Regions from separate parts of the Homo sapiens genome. Here region 1 is linked to region 2. The links are chromatin loops, found by intact Hi-C in ENCODE. Cell type or tissue: Caco-2. All regions are shown on one strand.

The links. A loop is a pair of places that touch in the nucleus more often than their neighbours do. Peaks named below come from ENCODE experiments on the same cell type or tissue, not always from the same donor. Only the 100,000 strongest peaks of a DNase experiment are listed, where the experiment ranks them.
Region 1: it touches region 2 in a loop (14-fold over the local background); 5 of 110 quality-filtered maps call a loop at or near these places.

Annotation. Positions count from the first base shown.
Region 1 is chr1:220,540,445-220,548,444 of GRCh38, reverse strand. All of the region lies in intron 1 of MARK1 (microtubule affinity regulating kinase 1), which reads right to left. Among named protein-coding and RNA genes, the nearest start is that of MARK1, 16 kb to the right of the region's middle. In Caco-2, no CTCF peak of the experiment used is centred here; a DNase peak (open chromatin) is centred at 3,198.
Region 2 is chr1:220,772,100-220,780,099 of GRCh38, reverse strand. MTARC2 (mitochondrial amidoxime reducing component 2) reads right to left here. Exons shown (of 8, transcript NM_017898.5): 5 at 21-82. Among named protein-coding and RNA genes, the nearest start is that of MTARC1, 11 kb to the left of the region's middle. RefSeq lists a silencer at 4,587-4,741. In Caco-2, CTCF peaks have their summits at 3,212 (motif pointing right) and 4,646 (motif pointing left); a DNase peak (open chromatin) is centred at 3,209.

The sequences.
Region 1 (8,000 bases), 230 kb after region 2:
CTAAATCATTACATTTGATTTAATTTAATACTATAGTAGTCAGAGCTTATTCTACAACCTTCATTTCAGTTATATTTAGTAAATCTAACAAAATCCAGTAATTATTTCCTAATATAAGCTAATAATCATATCAACTTAAATTAATTTTTTGAAGTACATTGAAATTTTATGATAACTTTAACTTTTGATCATGAACATAGAGGAACCTCTCTCCGATATACTTCAGATGTTCACCAAAAAATGACCAGAATTTAACCAGCAAATACTGTATCTACATAGCATCACCTCATATTCTTAAAGTACTCCACTATTTCCAGGGAATGAATGAATCTTAACTGTATACATTTACTAAACATCCAATGAGTTGCTGCTATGTGCACAGCACTGTGCTAAAGTATTGTAGGAAGAGGAATGTATTTTGTTGACATACTCTTGCTGTTTTTAATCCAGCAAGGTAAGCAATTCTGCAAAGTGCAGGTATCACTGTTTGCTTGATACAGGAGTCAGTAATAGTGTTCTTGGTCTCAAGGAGTTTGCAGCATTATGTGTGTGACAGGCTTAAGAAAATCACAGTACAGAGGTTGTGCGCGGTGGCTCGCGCCTGTAATCCCAGCACTTTGGGAGGCTGAGGCAGGCAGATCACGAGGTCAGGAGATCCAGACCATCCTGGCCAACACGGTGAAACACTGTCTCTACTAAAAATACAAAAAAATGTAGCCGGGTGTGGTGGCGGGCACCTGTAGTCCCAGCTACTTGGGGGGCTGAGGCAGGAGAATGGTGTGAACCCAGGAGGTGGAGCTTGCAGTGAGCTGAGATCGCACCACTGCACTCCAGCCTGGGTGGCAGAGTGAGACTCCACCTCAAAAAAAAAAGAAAATCACAGTACAGTTTGACACTACTGTCACAAAGTACATACAAAGCAGAATTAGCAACTGATAAATACTCAATTCTGGCAAAAAGGGGAGTAGAGTCTCCTCAGTGACCATACTCTTACCTCTCCTTGTTTTTCTCCCCTCCTGGAGAGGAAGGTAGAAGGGAAAGGTGGAAGTGATCAACCAACCTGGTTCCAACCTTTTCTATTCAAGACTTTCTTCCGTAGGATGTTATTTGGGCACTGGTAGTTAACAATTCACTAGTAAGCCAATTCCACTGGTTTAAACAGTGGCTACTAGTAAATACTTTATTTCCTTTTAGTTCTTGGTATTTAGGCAATACAGAAAGAATCTAGAGTGGCCAGAAGGATCAATGGCATGATTTAGTAGTGCTATTCAGTTAATAAATAATTTCTGCAGAAAAAAGTACCCAAGACAGTTTACAGGTAAGTAGGTACCAAAATGAGATGTACCAGTAAGAGCCATAAGAAAGAAAGGTTAGTGATTTGATCCAAGATAAACTAGCTTATCCATAGCTTTTTGCTTTCTATTCCTATAGTTGCTTTTCTTTTCTTTTCTTTTTTCTTTTTTTTTTTTTTTGGAGACGGAGTCTCACTCTGTTGCCCAGGCTGGAGTGCACTGGTGCGATCTTGGCTCACTGCAGCCTCCACCTCCAGGGTTCAAGCGATTCTCCTGCCTCAGCCTCCCGAGTAGCTGGGACTACAGGCGCACGCCGCCATGCCCAGCTAATTTTTTGTATTGGTAGAGACAGGGTTTCACCGTTGTTGCCCAGGCTGGTCTGGAACTCCTGAACTCAGGCGATCCACCTGCCTCAGCCTCCCAAAGTGCCAGGATTACAGGCGTGAGCCACTGCACCCAGCCAATTAGTTGCTTTTCATTTCTAAAAGCAGGCTGGACACTATCTTTACAAAGCAATAATATCCCTCCTTAAGAAACTGAAGAGGTGGTAATAGAAAGATAAATCTAACCCAGAACAGAGCAGTAGCTAAATAATCTTTCCCTTTAGTTCAACTATATTCATCACTGATTAAAATCACAAAGACCAATCACCATTAAAGGACAACGATATACCAATCCTAGTATTTGCTAAATCCTTCTCCTTGCCCCTTTTTATCATCCTATTCTTCTGCCCTAAATCTAGAGAAACTCTACTTTCTAGTATACTAAGTGATTGTTTTATGGTTACCATGGACATCTGTAACCATACTCGCAATACATACCACCACAGTGAAAAATGTGTGGGGTTTCATTATGAAATGTGAATCTTTTCTTAACTGGTGTTAAATAAAAAATTATTCTGATGTTTGTTAAAACTATAAGGAAAACTTTACTCAAGACTATTGTAATAGGGGTATTACCATAGGGAAGAGAGACAGGCTCAACTCTGAATATTGCAAAGATGGCTAGGGATTTACAGGCAAGGAGCAGAGTGAGAGGGTCAATAGATGGAAAAGTACTAAAGAAGACATCAAGGGTAAGGTGGTTCTTGCAAATGACAGGCCAAGGACTCAGACATCAAAGATGGGGGGTGAAGAACTCAATCAGCTCTCAGGGGTGGTCAGATATCAAGGGTGATATCTCACCAAACTGACTTAGCAAGATTCTTTGCTAATTCGGAGTTGTGCAGGCCCAGTAAGGGAAGGAAGGAAATAGAGGGCCAAGGTCAAGGCCTAGTAGAGAACAGGACTCTGAGCAGCCTAATTAAAGTTTGTCAAGAGTCTTTGTCACTAGCACTGGCGTCTCCCCTTTACCAAACCTTTCTCTCATATGCCAGATAAAGTGTATATAAATACTGTATTAAAAGCGCTTTCAGGCTGGGTGTGGTGGCTCATGCCTGTAATTTCAGCAATTTGGGAGACAGAGATAGGGTGGCTCGCTTGAGCCCAAGAGTTCGAAACCAGCCTGGGCAACATGTCGAAACTCCCATTTCTACGAAAAAATACAAAAATTAGCCAGGCATGGCAGTGAGCACCTATAGTCCCAGCTACTCAGGAGGCTGAGGCGGATGGATTGATTGAACCCGGAAGGCCAAGACTGCAGTGAGCTGTGATCACGCTACTGCACTCTAGCCTGAGCAAGAACCTATCTCAAAAAAAAAAAAAAAAAAAAAAACCATGAGAAAGCAGCCCACTGAATTTAAAAACTAGAGTGTTTCTAAAGCATGCAGGCACACAGAAAATATTTAATACAGATCTCATCAAGTTGACCCTCCATCTAAATCCTCCAAGAGCTTCTGCGGCCTCCAGGACTGGTTCTTGCTATGGCATGTAAGGCCCTGCCTAATCTCAAGCCAGGCCCTCTCACTAAATGCTGCCCTCTTCAGGGTGATGTTCTCCTCTTCTCCACTTCACACTCAGGGACTTTGTGCAAATGCACCTTCCACCCCGAATGCCCTCGTCTTCCCACCAACTCAACTTTCCACAGAGCCACTTGGTGAAGGAGTACTTATCTTTCAAGCCTCATTTCAAAGGCTTTCTTGAGCACCTGGCCCGCCTCTCCTTCCTTCTTTACTCTGTGTTCTAATCAGCTGGATGACAAGGAACTGCAACTTTCTACTATACTTGTTTGTCTCTATGTCTGTCTCCCACTTCAGGCTCTGAGTCACTCCAGAGCAGGGAACAGGTTTCATTTGTCTTTGTATCCTTATCATCTTCAATTGTGATGAAGCGAATAGAAAAGGAAATAAAAGCAAACCCTCTTTTCAAATTGTGAAAGCAGCATTGCTGATCCCAAAAGGAAAGGTAGTCTTGTTAAACCTGTCACCATATACTTTACAGGTAGTTAACTATAATTTGGTACTGTGGCTCAGCTTCTAATTTGTTTACCACCTGGACTAACCTGATACAGTGGTCAAAACAGTATTAAATAACACTTTCTCAGGAGAAAGATTCAGCCTAAAACTAAAGGCACTGTCTTAATCTCTTTTCCGTTGCTATAACAGAATACGGCAGACTGAGTAATTTATAATGAACAAAAATTTATTTAGCTCATGATTCTGTAGGCTGGGAAGTCCAATATCAAGGGGCTGGCATCTCGTGACGGCCTTCAGCCTGCGTCATCCCATGGTGGAAAGGCAGAAGGGCAGAAGGGTAAGCAAGTGTGCAAAAGAGAAAAGCACTATGGGCAGGGCTTGCTTTATAACAACCCACTATCGAGATAACTAACCTGCTACTGAGAAAACATTAAGCCATTCGTGAGGGCTCTGACCTTATGACCCAATCATCTCTTATTAGGCCCCATCTCCCACCACTGTTGCATTGGGTATTAAGTTTCCAACACACAAACTTTTGGGAGGCACATTCACACCACAGCAGGCACCATATGGTAAACTCCTTTTTCGGTTGCCATCTCCCTTCCCACTTTATTGTTAACCACATAAATTTGAGGAAAGGGAAGGGAAGAACATGAAATTCCTCTTTAAACCCTTTCTTCTATCTCACACCTATAACAACCACATGCATGTACCTTACTACTTACAGAAAATTCCCTGATATTTTCTACTGTTGTCATCACCTACAAAAGGATTGACTTATCATTTTTTCCATCCTACTTTCTAAAATATAGCCATCAACTATAATTGTCTTTTCATTTTCATCATAATATGAGGTTAATTACAATGTAATCATCATCATCACATAAATCAGTGTTTTCCAAAACCTATCTGTGTAAGAATTCCCTAAGGGTTTGGAGAAATTCCTAGACCCCACCCTAGAAAAACTGAGCAAGAACAAAGATTGGGAGGGAGCAGGAGTTAAGAAATGCAAATTTGAAACAATCTCCTCAGGTAGTTCATAAACTCACTGTATTTGAGAATAAATAAATAAAATAGACCTTGGTTTATTAAATTGTTGAGTACCAAAAAATATGCCAAACACTATGCTAGGTAATAAAGGATATACAGAAATAATGTTGAAAGTGGTCCATGGCCTCAAAATATTTTCAATTTAGCTAGAAAGCAGAAGTTTATACGCAGAAGAATTAGAGAACAACGCTAAACTCTGTGGCATAGAATGGCCTCTAAACTACAGTCCAAGGTATTTTTAGCTTCAAAATGTGTAAGTATGCATTCCCATAGAAATGCTAATAAATTACATATGAATTACTTTATAAATAGATTATGCATATTAAAAAGTATAGTATAAAAATTTTTGGAAATATATTGAATTCTAATGGTACAAACTTTTCAGTGATTAGCAAAATATTATTAATGTTATACAATACAAATGAATGTTTCTTGAGTTTTGTAAATGTTGGCTTAACAATTTGTGATAAAGAACTGAAAGACTGATTATAAGTCCAGTTTATGTTGCTACTTAATTTCAATGACTGTCATGGCTAATGAGAGCATCTCACATAAATGGAAGCAGTGGACAACTGCTTGCATTTATTTAATTATGATGCTCATAGTTCGATCTATTCATCAATTATGCAAAAGTTCTGTTAGATTTCCACTTTGCCTGAGCCATTCTTGAAAATTAATCATTCTAACAATTGTAACAAATGATTTCAAAAATCTAGTAAATTTTCAAATGAAAGATTTATAAACAGAAAATTATGCACATTTTAAAGTATACAGATACGAGAATTTCAGAAATGATACATGGTTTAGGAACATAAGTATGGAAATTTACATAAGTATGGAACATAAGTATGGAAATCCCATAAGTATGTAAATTTCTGAAGACCCATTTACAAAAAACTTATTCCAGAATTTCTACAGTGCAGTAGGCATGATATCATAAGGGGTACTCCAAAATAGTATCTATTTTTTAAATGAATTACTGAACTATAAGAGAGTAAGAGAGACCTCCAAGGGCAAAACAAAAACAAGTAAACAAACATAAAAAAACAAATCAACAAACAACAGCTAAAAGTTAACCACAAAAGCCTTAGTTACCCTGGAGTCAAATACTAAGTCTTGGACTCACTACAGGGTGAGAGAGCTGAACCTACAACTCCCAGGAATCCCTACAGGAGACTAAAGTGCCCCACGTCAGTAGGGGTTCCCAGCAGAAGCAACCCAATCCCTTTCTGAAGGAAGCATCCTCAATTTAGGCCCCCAAGTTTCACACAAATAACAATCAGGCAAAGAGGAGTTCACCATCAAATACCAGCACATTCAATAAGAAACAACCATAGTGAATGACACCATCAAATACCAGCAATTCAATAAGAAACAACCATAGTGAATGAGAATTAGCAGATATCAACAATAAATCTAACCTCCTAGGGACTTCAGATAATGGAATTACCAGAAACAAATTACTATATATTAAATTGCAAGGATGCAAATTACTATATATTAAATGTTCAAGGAAATGAAGATGAAATCATAAAATAAGCAAAGTCCAAGAATCTACTTAAAAAGGCAGACAAGCTTAAGAGAAAAATCTTAAAACTTAGAAATTAAAAATATGATAAATGAAATTAAAAATTCAACAGATGGGGAAAAAGAGTGGAGCACGGATCCAATGCTCTGATTTTTAGGGGACTGCCAGAGGGACTGGTTTTAGATGCTGATAGAACCCAGCTTACACTAGAGGTCACTACAAAAAAATCAATGAAACACATAGGAATACAGCAAGAGAGGATAAGAGGGACAAAAACCTACAAGACGGAAAATAGTTAACAAAATGGCAATAGTAAGTCCTTCCCTATCACTAATTGCACCAAATGAAGATGGATTAAACACTGTAATCAAAAGACAGAATTGTTGAATGGATTAAAAATATAACATCCAACTATATGTTGTGTACAAGAGATTCACTTTAGATTTAAGGACACCCACAGGCTAAAAATTAAAGGATGAAATAACCAAAAGAGAGCAGAGGTAGCCAAACTTACATCAGATAAAACAGACCTTATGTCAAAAACTGTCACAACAGACAAAGAAGAATATTACGTAGTGATAAAAGCATCAATTCATGAGGAAGCTATAACAATTATAAATACATATGTACCCAACATCAGAACAGAAGCAAACATGACAGAACTGAAGGCAGGAATAGACGGCGACACAACAATAAAAGATTTCAATACCCTACATTCGATAATGATAGAATAACTAGACAGAAGATCAACAAGGAAACAGAGGACCTGAAGAACACTATAGAACAAATTGACCTAACGGACACGTAGACATACAGAGCATTCCACCCAATAGCAGCACAATATAAATTCTTCTCAAGCACACACAGAACATTCTCCAGGACAGATAACAAAAATACAACAGCAAAACTTATGGGATGCAGCAAAAGCAGTACTAAGAGGGAAGTTTATCGTGATTTCATTAAAAAAACACCTACGTTAAAGAATAAGAGGCTGGGTGTGGTGGCTCTTGCCTGTCATCCCAGCACTTTGGGAGGCCAAGGTGGGCAGATCACTTGAGGTTGGGAGTTTTAGACCAGCCTGGCCAACATGGTGAAACCCCGTCTCTTCTAAAAATACAAAAATTAGCCAGGTATGGTGGCAGGCACCTGTAATTCCAGCTACTCAGGAGGCTGAGGCAGAGAATCACTTGAACCGAGGAAGCAGAGGCTGCAGTGAGCTGAGATTGCACCACAGCTCTCCAGCCTGGATGACAGAGCAAGACTCTATCTCAAACAAAAAAAAAAAGAGAGAGACTTCAAATAAATAATCTAACTCAACACCCCAAGGACTAGAGAAAGAAGAGCAAACTAAGTCAAAATTTAGCAGAAGAAAGGAAATAAAAAAGATTAGAGCAGAAATAACAAATTAGTGAATACAAAAACAACAGAAAAAAATCAACAAAAGACTTGGTTTTTTGAAAAGATCAACAAATTTGACAAACCTTTGACTAAGAAAAAAAGATAGGACTCAAATAAAATCAGAAATGAAAGAGGAAATAATACAACTGATGCCACAGAAATAAAAACGATATAAGATACTACCATGAATAATCATATTCCAACAAATCAGATAACATAGAAGAAATGTATAAATTCCTAGAAACATATAACTTACCGTGATAGTTAATTTTATATGTCAATTTGACTGGGCTGAGGAATGCTCAGATAGCTGGCAAAATATTATTTTGGGGTATATCCAAGAGAGTTTTTCCAGAAGAGGTTAGCATTTTGATCAGCA
Region 2 (8,000 bases):
GGTCTAGCTAGGCTCCTTACCTGGGGCATGCCATTACCTTTTTCACTTCTACACTACCAATTAGGAGTTCATCCCAGGTATCCTAAGAGAAAAGAGAAAGTTATCTTTTAAATGGTGGCTTCATTAGCCTTTGAGTCTGTTTATTCTTTGGCTCATATTAAGTATGAAACTATTATAGCAGAAGAAAGCAGCACAAGGTGACACCAAGAAATATCTCCCAGAGGACTCAAAGGGAGGCAGAATGCTGGCAAGTTCAGGTCCACCTCTTGACTCCCAGTCTCAAAACCCTGATTCCATCATCGCAGGGATGACAGATCTTCTATAGAGTGCAGTTTGCCATGAGAGTCATAAATTAACAGGAAAGTCAATGTGTAGATATACAATGAGAAATGTGTAACTTGCAAGACAAACCCACACTTCCCTTGTAGCTAAGCTGCAGTGGAACCCAAGTTACAATCTGAAGGTTCTTTGAAGAGTGGGGACATCACCCAAGAGAAGGCAGTCATGATTCACACATTCATTGCTGCCACCTTCACAGACAGGCAGCCTGCTAATGGGGTCCTGATCCCACTGCCACTGACTGTGCCTTGCCTTCCCACCCTTGAACGTGGGAACCACTAACACTTGCCTCAGGGATTAACTCAATCCTCACAACTTTGAGGGAGGCGCTATCATGAGCCCCATTTTACCCAAAGAAATGGAGGACTAGAGAGATACAAAATTGTCTCAAGGTCACACTGGAGGATGTAAAGCAGCTGGGTTTGAAATCTTACTGATTCTGAAGGTAGGACTTTGAACTACCCAGCTTTTAACCATATATATGTTTATATGTGCACACACACATATACAGAAACATATATGAGGAATATAGAGATTGTATTATATATATAATATGATTTGTTTTTATACACACACACATACATATACATATATAAGGTGGTTATATGGATTATATTGTAGGGAGGCAAAAATCACCTCTACCCTCTTAGGGTTTTTTGGCTGGGCCTAGTAATTAAATTGACGTAAGATAGATCAACAGGAGAAATGCATACATATTTATTTAATATAACTTTTACGTGGCACTGGAACCTTCATGACAAAATGAAGATGCAATTAGAGTTGAACACTTACATTATATGCAGAATTGGGCAAAGATGTGGCAGGACTAGGGTACTTAACTAGGTAGAGAGGGACAGGGAAGATGAGGATTGGCTTGACAGGGTTTGTACAGATTTCCCTCAGCCTCAACTTTTTGTCCTTGATGATAAGCATGACACTTTCCTTCTGGTATTGGGAGACATCTTTTACACAGGAATTTCATCTCCTGCTTTTAAGAAACGGAAGGGCAGAGTGATCTTCTTGCACCTCTGTTTTTCAAGTGTTCTTAACTCAAAAAAGTCAACATGCTGGAGCGGCATATTTTGGGTTCATGTGATCTTAACTCCTTCAATATTACATATACACGTATAACATGATATGGTTTGGATCTGTGTCCCCACCAAATCTCATATCGGATTGTCATCCCTACTGTTGGAGGTGGGACCTGGCGGGACAGAATTCAATCATGGGGGTGGATCTTTCATGAATGGTTTAGCACCACCACCTTGGTGCTGTTCTCATGATAGTGGGTGAGTTCTTGCGAGATCCGGTTGCTTAAAAGTGTCTGGCACTTCCCCTTCGCTCTCTTGCTTCCGCTTCTGCCATGTAGGAAGCTGGACCCCCTTTGCCTTCCACCATGATTGGAAGCTTCGGGAGGCCTCCCCAGAAGCAGAAGCCGCTATGCATCCTGTACAGACTGCAGAACCATGAACCGCTTTTCTTTCTTTCTTTCTTTTTTTTTTTTTTTTTTTTTGAGACAGAGTCTCACTCTGTTGCCCAAGCTAGAATGCAGTGGCGCAATCTCGGCTCACTGCAGCCGCAATCTCCGCCTCCCAGATTCAAGCAATTCTCATGCCTCAGCCTCCTGAGTAGCTGAGATGACAGGCAGTGCCACCATGCCCGGTTAATTTTTGTATTTTTAGTACTGATGGGGTTTCGCCATGTTGGCCAGGCTGGTCTTGAACTCCTAACCTCAGGTGATCCGCTCAACTCAGCCTCCCAAACTGCTGGGATTTCAGGGTGTAAGCCACCGCACCCAGCCTAAACCTCTTTTCTTTATAAATTATCCAGTCTCAGGTATTTCTTTATTGCAATGTGAGAACAGACCAATACATATATCCAGACAGATTACAACTTTTTGACTTTATGATGCATTTATTGGGAGGTAACCCCATGGTAAGTCAAGAAGCATCTGCACACGGGAGGGGATGTATGTAGAGCTATATAAAGGTTGCAGGCCCCTCCGTGAATAGGGAGGCCATCTGTATTCTTTATCTTTAAGGCACCATGCCTGTCTCTGCTGCTACCTACTGATTTAAGGTTTGAATTTCACAGGGCAATCCTCTGTCCAGGTCTCAAGGTAGGAGGCATTGGGGTACGGGGCCTCACTACTGCCTCCATAAATCAACAACATAGACTGTGAGTCTAAGGAATTCGGAGAAACAATCGTCTTGACTTAGGAACTAAAGAAACCTATTCCTACTCCCCTGGCTGCTTCGCTTGGGCAGGAGGCATAAGAGGTCTGAAGTCTCTGCAGGAGGCAGAGCAGGGCAGGGGGTAGGGACTAGCCCCATAACTTTTCTCCCTCTGCCGCTGATGACCAGGCCATGTCTGGTCCTCCTTCAGTGGCAAGCCAGCCCCTCCAACCCCCTCCCGGGCCTATAGTGGTGCTTCAGCAAATGCAAATGATTCTCCAGTACCTAACCGGGTCTTCAAAACTCAGAAATCTCCTACAGGGCATGACCACAGCTAGAGACTAAAGTAAGGAGGTCTCCATGGATGCACTGGGTTCTAAACCATCCTTTAGGAAACTGCTGCTTTGTGGAAATAAACGCCACGGTCCAACCAACCAGTTGAGGATAACTGCGTGTACACAACATGTGTAAGGAATGGAATCGCCATGTCCTACTCAGGACTTATTACAAGCACTCCTAGCCAGTAACTTATTGCGAAGAACTACAAGACAACCACAGCGGGTGGCTAACCTCCTGGTAGATCGTGACCTCCGATGGGGTGTGACCCAGGAAGGCAGCTACTGTACTGGGAAGTAAGGATCAATGGGTACCCTGGCCTGAGATGCAGCCAGGAAGGCTGGGCACCTACCACACGAGGGCGCTGCGGACCCAGGAATGGAAGCCGACCCAGCCGCGCTGTGCTGAATGGACCCTGGCTCTCCAAGTATCTTCCGTTCAATTTTTTGTGTGTGAGAGCTAAAGAATTTAAGATTTCCAAGACACATAACGGTGGCAATTCTGCGTCGTTATTATGACAGAAGGCAGGGAGTCTGACAAATTCAGTTAGTCATCTATTCTCACTGTTAGACAACCGCAAGGCCGCGTTTAAAAGAGCAAATTGTCTGGATTCGTAAGAATCGTCCGCAACACCCCCAAATGCCGGCTCTAGTTACTTCCTAAAATATTAATCACCACCTATAATCATATATATTCTCAACCTAATCTGATCATTGTCAGCATTTTGGTGTAAAGCATTATTTGCAGTAAAAAAAATACTATGCTAATTAAGTTTAAATGCAATTATTAATTCAGTTATTTAAAATAATAAATTATATACTATTAAAATAAATTTAATAATGCATGAAATTAAAATTTCCATTACATTCTACTAGACATACAAAGAGTGAAATACGCTATTCAGCAAGTTCCAGTGTCTTCTCAAAGGAAGACATACACGCGACCAACAAGCACATGAAAAAATCCTCAATATCACTGATCACTAGGGAAATGCAAATCGAAACCACAATGAACTACCATCTCACACCAATCAGAATGGCTATCACTAAAAAGTCAAAAAATAACAGGTGGCGAGGCTGTGGAGAAAAGGGAATGTTTATATACTGTTGGTAGGAATGTAAATTGGTTCAACCACCATGGAAAGCGATCTGTAGATTTCTCAAAGAACTTAAAATAGAACCATCATTCAACCTAGCAATCCCATTACTGGGTATATACCCAAAGGAATATAAATCATTCTACCACAAAGACACATGCACGCGTATATTCATCACAGCACTGTTCACAACAGCAAAGACATGGAATCAACCTAGATGCCTATCAACAGTGGACTGGATAAAGAAAATGTGGTATACATACACCATGGAATACTATGCAGCCATAAAAAAACACAGATTATGTCCTTTGCAGCAACATAGATAGAGCTGGAGGCCATTATTCTGAAAGAATTACTGCAGGAACAGAAAACCAAATACAACATGTTCTAATGTATAAGTAGAGGCTAAATGTTGAATACACATGGATACAAAGAAAGGAACAACAGACACGGGAGCCTACTTGAGGGTGGAGAGTAGGAAGAGGGTGAGAATTGAAACACTATAGGGTACTATGCTTATTACCTGCCTGACAAAATAATCTGTACACCAAACCCTCAGCAACACACAATTTACCTATATAAAAAACCTGCACCTGTACCCCTGCACCTAAAATAAAAGTTGGAAAGATAAAAATAAATAAGTAAATAGGTAGAGAAAAAGATTCCGGGGTCTTCCCTAAACACAAAATCAGCTCGAGACGCTTAGTGCGCCCCCTGCTGGTAATCAACCTTTCCGCAGTCTGCCGAAATCCAGGCCCCAATGACATTTACTTAGAGTGATGGGATAAAACTATGGAGTTTTCAAGATGAAAGAAGCAAGGTAAGGAAGAGGAAAAGGCAAGGAGAAAGGGGAGTACTATACATAAGGGTTCAGCTCTGAGGAAATAATCCTGAGGATTTGCTATGAATGAACGTGTGCACATCTTGTAAATACTAAATTAGGACTAGAGGGTTTTCCATCACAAGCAGCACCCAGAGAGAGAAGTGAAATAAGGGTGGGGCGGGTGGGTGTTGTGGAACACACAACTGAGGGTGTTTGTCTGTTTGAAACCTTCATAGATCCATGTAGGCATTTGCCAAGCAAAAAAATTGGATGTATGAAACTTAAAAGTTGACTACTAATGGAGAGTCTCCCTCCCTTTTTTCCTGTCTCTCTCTCCGTAGATGCATACGAATGTGTGTACACACACACACACACACGCACACACACGGGTCTATATAGACACACAATTGCATGGCTATATCCACACAGACAGAGGAAGTAGATACAGATGTGAAGAATATATATCTCTACCTATATAGTCCATCTCTCTATGTATAGCCAGAGAGAGTGCACAGTCAGGTGAGAATGGAGGCCAAGGTGAGTTCTTAAATACCAGCTGACCACAGAAGTATAAGACCGCTGAGAGTGAGGTGGAAAGAGCCTGCATGGCCTGCCGTGGCAATGGGCTATGAAAGACATCACTTGTAAGACCACAGATCAGAGCAGCAGTTCAAATTAGATCCAGGCCACCAAGCCTTTGGGATTCTGTTCCTTGAGCCTCCTGCCACCACCATCCCAGCCCCTTCATCTGCTTAATCTCTGTCGCAGGACTGGCGCCTCACTTTCACTGCTCCTGGTTTTCTACTCATGTGTTTATAATATTGTGTTGTACGCACAATTGTTAGAAACAACTTTAAACTATTTTGTGATAAGTCGAGGGAATATGTAAATAAGACTATTCTGTTTCTAAATCCATAGCAATTTTTCTGACTTGATATCAATGACTCTACATGATTATAGAAAGCTCCAAGTCACCTCCTGGAGACTGGCTAAATATACATGGGACATATGTGCAATAATCATTATTCGGGTATTAAAAAAGGGTGCTCCCAGTCTAGACAACATGATATAACCTCGTGTCTCCCAAAATTACAAAAATTAGCCAGGTGTGGTGGTGTGTGCCTGTGGTCCTAACTACTCAGGAGACTTGAGGCAGGAGGATGGCTTCAGCCCGGGAGGCAGAGGTTGCAGTGAGCCGAGATCACGTCACCGCACTCCAGCATGGGCGACAGGGTGAGACCCTGTCTGAAAAAAAAAAAACGAGGATGTGAGTCTATATCTATTAACACTGAACACTTTTCAAGGTGTTGCTGAGTGAAAAAAACACAAGGCACATTTTATATGTGTGTGTGTGTGTGTGTGTGTGTTTATATATAATAGAGGATGATTCCATGTACATAAAAAATCTGTATACATAGCTATGTGTATACATTTATAGCAATAAATCTGGAAGGCTCCTCACCAAGATTTAAACATTATTTGTTTTTCATAATAAATCTTAATTTTTTTCTTTTGCCTTTTTTGCTTTATTTTTTATAAGAGGTATAATCCCAACAGCACATCTTAAAAATAATTTTTGTCTAGATAGTTCATTAGATTCTCTGTGACATCAAATACATGATGTCTTTTCCAACACCATTTCTGCAATTCTCTGACACCAATTGGGTGTCCAACAATTCAACTCAATTCTGACACTCACTACTAGAAGCAAGTAGAGATCCCTTAGGTAAGGGCTCAGTCCTACAAGACTGCCCCCCATCCCAGATGCCAGCCAAGTCCAGGCCACCCATGCTTCTCACCAACTGGCTATAAATTGAGGGTACCCACAATCCCCTCCTAAGGTTTGACAAGTTTCTAGAATGACTCCCAGAACTCAAAAAAGGCTTTACTGTTGTTCCTGACTTATTATAAAGGACGCAAGTCAGGAACAGCCCAATGGAAATGCTGTCTAGGGCAAGGGATGGGGATGGAGGCTCTCCGAGTTTTCATGCCCTCTCCGGGTGCACCACCCTCCCAGAACTTCAATGTGTTCTCCAACTCAGAAGCTCTCCAAACCCCATCTTTCAGGGGTTTTTTGGAGGTTTCATTTCATGTAAATGATTGATAAAATCATTGGCCATTGGTGACTGAACTCAACCTCCAGCCCCTCTCCCTTCCCCTGAGATCAGGGCTGGGTGGGGCTGAAAGTCCCAACCCTCTAATCATGGCTTAGTCTTTCTAAGAACCAGCTCACATACCAAAGCTGTCTAGGGACACCCCTCTTTCCCCAAGAGTCATCTCACTAGCATAAAGTCAGGTATGATTGAAAGGGGCTTGCTATGAATGACAAAAGAAACTCCTCTTACCCCGTCACTCGGGAAATTCCAAGGGCTTAGGAGCTTGTGCCAGGAACCAGAGACGAAGCCCAAATATATATTTCCCATTATACCAGAGTTAAATGATCTCAAACCGAAAGTTATTTTTTCTATTCTTAAGACATACAAGCTAATGAATATTCCTTAATGTCATATTTCAAAATCTAATCACTCTTCTTATAAAGAAAGACCATGCCATGGTTCCCGCAATTGGATCCAGTTCATATCAAGCAAGTCTTCAGCATCCACTGCCCCCAAACACACACACACACACACAAACACACACACACACACCCTGCCCAGAGTGCCTCTTTCTCACTGGGATCCTTCAAGTCTGATGTCCTGACTTCAGCTGCAGCCCTCTACCTACTGTAGCCTTGATCCCACTTGGCCCTGAGACCCTTGCAGGCAGACACAGTGAGGTCATCTCTGTAATCTTAGCATCTATCTCAGAGACTAGCACTAGGAAACCCTCAAACATTTGCTGCAAATATGAATATTTTAGAATTTGGGGACTAAGACAGGATGCCATACACTAAGAATTACCAACTTACATAGGACATTACTTTTCACTTACTAAATTAGTAAAAATTATAGCAATGCCAGGAAGAGCACAATGAAAAGGGCACGCTTATGCTCACCTTGAGGGAATATAAATTGGTATAAGGTTTCTGGAAAGCAATTTGGCAATATATACAGAGAGCCTTTAAAATGCTGCATTAGCATTTCCTAAGAATACTTTTGGAAATGTAGATACCCACCATTTTACAAAGCTGCTCATTATTTATGTGAGAGAAAATGGAAAACAACCTAAATGCTCAATCATAAGGGAATGGCTAAACAAGTTATTGCAGAGTCACAGGATGGACTAACATGGA